2 separate regions of the Homo sapiens genome follow, and region 1 is linked to region 2. Evidence: read pairs that join two places in POLR2A ChIA-PET (ENCODE). Cell type or tissue: PC-3. All regions are shown on one strand.

Region 1 (2,500 bases), 320 kb after region 2:
TTTTATTTCTGGTATGTACCTGAGAAATCTATTTATGCTATAAATTAGCAAACCCAACACATCCAGAGTCATAGAGTGAATGGTTTTAGAGGGTGAACTGCCTGTCCTACCTCTGGAAGTACTTGGTATTAAATAATATTAGTTACACATTGACACCATAAGGCTTTAAGAGAACCATGTTAACCAAAAGCACTAAAATAAGGGAATGAGTTTTTTTTTTTTTTTTAAATAACATTGTTTTGTTCTTCTGCTTAGGGAGAATCTGGGAAATAGAGAAAGTGATCCCCTGTAATATAACTACCTTGACATAACTGTTGATAATATATCTGGGATATTTTCTTTATTTACATAAACATACACAATTACATATAAAATAAAAATAATTGAGATTATACTACGCAGTTTTTTATCTTTGAAATCTTTCCCAATTAACATTAGATTAGAAATATCTTCTCATGTTCTTCTTCCAAAATGTCATTTTTAAGCTGTGTAAAATTTTATATGGTATATGTACCAACATTTATTGTATCAAAACATTTCCAATTATTCCCCACTATGAACAACACTAAGATGAATCACTCCATACACAAATCTCTACCTCACTATTTTCATAGGGAAATTTCCCAGGCTGAGTTAAAGGGTAAATCTTAAGCCTCTTAATATACTCTGCCAAACTGCTTTTCAGTAAAGCTATTCAAACGTAATACTACTACCAGCAGTGTGCTAGATACTATTTTTCTCAAATTGCTGCCAATTTGACAAACAAAAGATGTATTTGAGTTTCTTTGATTATCCTAGGCTAAACACCATTTTCATATGCTTATTAGCTATTTATATTTCTTTTATGAACCACCTATTCATGTCCTTTGTTCATTATTCTATCAAATGTTTAATTATTTTTAAGATTTCTAAGAGCTCATTAATATTAAGAATATTAAACTTTTTTCTGCCCACATACAAATATTTTCATGTCAATATCTTTTAATTTTGTTTTTTGACAATGTGATATGCAAACATTTATAATTTCTATGTAGTCAAGTCTAGACAGCTTTTCCTGTAATTTTTCCACTGCTTCTTGCTTAGCAGAAATTTTCTAAATGAAATTCAAGATCTCAATCAAAACTTACTAAAAAAATTAAAATGAACAAAAATTACCATCCTACAAGGTTCACTTTAAAGCCCTTTCAAAGGATCTTTAAGAGAAGATACTATCCATGGGGAACAAAACACTTTAGTACCAACCATATGCAAGACTCTGTTCTAGGCATTTTCTACATTTTCTAATTTAACCTTCATTTTATCATTTCAATTTTATAGATGAGAAAAACTAAACAAATCAGAGAGGTTAAATAGTGATTTACCAGAAAAAAATCTCAGAGCTACTCTTAAAGACAGACTATTTAAATAGACCTAGACACTCAAATTAGTTACTTACCTCCTCATCGATTTTGTCTTCGAGGGCATCAATATGACGTTCTTTAAGAAATCGCTGTGTTTTTTCCAACTGGTATTTCACTAATTCCTCAATGGCATCTTTCTCCTCCTTGTCCACAAATTCTTGTACTGCTTCACCCATCCCTCTTTCTGTTAGCAGTGAGAGCTGCACATTCTGTAAGATACAAATCACTGGATGCAGAAATAGTTTTTATTCCTTACAAAATAATTATAGATGAGCAAGGAAAATTACCAAATATGTTACCAGAGAAAAAATATAGTGAACAGCTGTAGTTAAGCCTACTAATATCAGGAACCAGAAAAAGCAAAGTCAAAACCAGAAATGGGGGAGGAGTACAGGACACGTGAAATGTAGAGGCCTGATGGCTAGGATATGGAGTCCAAAAATGGCAGCTATGATTAATAGAGATGAAATTAACCAGTGTCATAGGCAAAATAAGAGCCCCCTAAAGATGTCCACGTCTTAAACTCTGGGACCTGTGAATACATGGCAAAGAGGAACAAAGGTTGCTAATCAGCTGTCTGTAAAATAGGGAGAGTATCAGAGACTATCCAGGTGGGCCCAGTGTAATCATAAGGGTCCTGAAAAGCACAAGAGGGAGGCAGATGGGAGCTGGAAGGAAAAATAACTCTGGGGAAATGGTTAGAGAGATACAACATTGCAGGATTTGAAGATAAAAGGAGAGCAAGAGCCAAGGAACATAGTAGGCACCTCTAGAAGCTGGAAAAGGTAAGAAAATGGATTCTCCCTTAGAGCCTCCAAAAAGGAAGACAGCCATGCCAAAACCTTGATTCCAGTCCTGTGTACGATTTCTGACCTACACGACTGTAAGATAATAAATTTGTGTTGTTTTAAACCACTAAGTTTGTGGAAATTTGTTTCAGCACCCATAGGAAACTAATACAACCGGAGGATCTTAGAGTGGCATATACTTATGACGTAAGTTTCAGTGGCTTCACCATCATTTGGCTGTCTTTGTTTGTAGAATAATTCTGAAATTACATCCAAATGTGAGAAAACTAAATCTGGATTGAGATCTTTGTA
Region 2 (2,500 bases):
AAGCTGCTGGGAGACAGTGCCTTGAGGCCCTTCATTTCTAACACATCTACTCTCAGATGCCTCTAGAAGTGCTGCACATTTCATTGATGGGGGGAGAGGTTTAGGAAATGGCTGGGCGACAGCTTTGTGTAGAATATAAGCATGATTGCATGACGTGACCTTCAAGCTCTGAAATTCTAGAAGTATTTCTCTAAAGTTATGAATTCCCTTAGTGTGCTGCAGTTATGGACTGAATGTTTGTGTCTCCCAACCGCAAAATTCATATGTCGAAGTCCTGATCCCCAATGTGATGCTAATTGGAGATCCCTTTGGGAGGTAATTAGGTTTGGATGAGATTATGAGAGTGGGACCTTCATGATGGGATGCCCTTAGAAAAAGAAGAAATCCCTCTTTCTCTCCCCCCTCCCTCTTCCTCTCCCCCCTCCCTCTTCCTCCTTCTCTCCCTCTTTCCCTCTCTCTCCCACTACCCCCCTTCCTCTCTTCTTCCCTCTTCCTCTCTCCACAAGTGCGGCCACAAGGAAAGGTGTGTGAGCACGCTGGGAGAAGGGGGCCATCTGCAAACTAGGAAAAGAGCTCTCACCAGACACCGAATCTGCTGGTACCTTGATCTTGAACTTCCCAGGCTGTGAGAAAATAACTGTTGTTTAAGCCACCCAGTCTGTGGGATTTTCTTACAGCAGCCTGGTTGAAGACAAAACTATCAACAGACCAGACTCTGAATGGGATTCATGTTTAAGGGGTCTTTTGACAGGGCCTCCTGTGCCCTGCGCTTAGGGCTGTACAAGGCCTGAGGCGTCAGGGGCTGCTTTGATTCCCTGGTGCCTCATGTGGCACATATCCCCTGGGAAGGAGAGCCCGTGTCTCCTGCCAGGATGTTTCTGGCTGGCTGGACCAGGTGGGGAGCTGGGGCAGCCAGTAGTCTACTAGGGAAAGGGTGTCTGGTCAGCCGGGGACCCTGCCTCCCTCACCCACTGACCTCTTAGTGGGCAGCCACCGTTCTGGGTAGAGAAGGACTTAGTCTTTCTGAGTTAGCACTGCTCTTTTGCTATCATTACAGGGCAGGCATTGGGCCAGCCCCAGTGAGTCAAAGGATAGATATAACTGCAGCTGCTTCCAATATAGTTTGCTTGGAGTTCCCCTTTCATTTCCTGCAACTGAGTCAGCGGCTGGGTGGCTTAAGTTATCTGCTCTGTTGTGGCTGAATTTAGACCTGTCTTTGGGAATATCTTCAGGCTGCTTTTTAGCATGTACCAGCTGGCAAAGCAGATCGATTCTTTTCAGGGTTGTCTATCAGAGTGGGCCAATATTTAGGGTCTCATGGCATAGGTCCTATAATAGAACATCTTCAACTCACACTAAACCAAAGAGCCAAGAGAGACTCCTAACCCCTCCAGAAGGATGCATGCTGTCCAGAGAGTCTACTGTTGGATACATGTTTTACTTTGTTAATATTTTTCTTGTACAAGTAGTAGCTAAATACATCATCATGGTAAAGGATTCATAAATCTCTTTCACTATGTGCTGAAGGTAGGTGGACACTTTGTGCAGCCTTATTGCTGTACTTTGTCTGCATTAGCATAACGTGTACACCTTATTTTATTTTTTAAAACAAATCGAGTCATACCATAGTGGCTTGCTTTTTCTCACTTAGTATGTTTGGAGAGCTTTCCGTGCCAGTACATAGGTGTCACCTCACTGTTTTATAATAGAACAGTATTCCATAGCTTAGAATATACTTACAATTCATCTAAGCAGTCCCCTAATGATGGACATTTACTTTCTTTCAAAATTTCTACTCACACATAAAGCTTGTTTGCATGAAAATCTTCGTAAATATTTCTCTCCTCCCAGCATTAAAAGGAAAGGAGACTAGTCGCAGCAGTATCAGTTTCCAGAAGGATGACATCATTTTCCGAATAGTTTTGCATTCCTGCGTTCCTATTTGAAATAAGTGGAAGAAAAAAAAAAACCACTGCCCTGTACACTATCCAGCTCTGACTCCCTCAAAATGTGACTGCATTAGAAGTTTGGAAGAAGCATTTTGATGTGCTCTTGGTTTTAAGAAAGAAAGGGCCTCCTTCAGGGGGTAGAATTGCAACTTTAAGTAGAACTTCATGATACATGTTCTCCTAACACTGTAAGTTTCCTTCCTAACATTTACCATAACTTGAAGTTAGGTAATTACTTGCATACTTATCTGTTGAATACTGTAAGTTCATTTAGGGCAGGGACCATGTGTCCTTAAAACTTGATACATATCGGCCGGGCGCGGTGACTCATGCTTGTAATCCCAGCACTTTGGGAGGCCGACGTGGGCGGATCACGAGGTCAGGAGATCGAGACCACGGTGAAACCCTGTCTCTACTAAAAATACAAAAAATTAGCCAGGTGTGGTGGCGGGCGCCTGTAGTCCCAGCTACTCAGGAGGCTGAGGCAGGAGAATGGCGTGAACCCGGGAGGCGGAGCTTGCAGTGAGCCGAGATCGCGCCACTGCACTCCA

What was found. Peaks named below come from ENCODE experiments on the same cell type or tissue, not always from the same donor. Only the 100,000 strongest peaks of a DNase experiment are listed, where the experiment ranks them.
Region 1: POLR2A ChIA-PET joins it to region 2 with 36 read pairs; 2 of 35 experiments call an interaction of 5 or more read pairs at or near these places.

What each region holds. Positions count from the first base shown.
Region 1 is chr11:94,457,973-94,460,472 of GRCh38, forward strand. It overlaps MRE11 (MRE11 double strand break repair nuclease), which reads right to left. Exons shown (of 20, transcript NM_005591.4): 13 at 1,436-1,609. Among named protein-coding and RNA genes, the nearest start is that of MIR548L, 7.4 kb to the right of the region's middle. In PC-3, no CTCF peak of the experiment used is centred here; no DNase peak of the experiment used is centred here; H3K27ac peaks cover 728 bases.
Region 2 is chr11:94,134,239-94,136,738 of GRCh38, forward strand. The region is part of intron 1 of PANX1 (pannexin 1); the gene reads left to right. Among named protein-coding and RNA genes, the nearest start is that of PANX1, 6.6 kb to the left of the region's middle. RefSeq lists an enhancer at 2,045-2,339. In PC-3, no CTCF peak of the experiment used is centred here; DNase peaks (open chromatin) are centred at 1,103, 1,963 and 2,221; H3K4me3 peaks cover 1,705 bases; H3K27ac peaks cover 2,134 bases.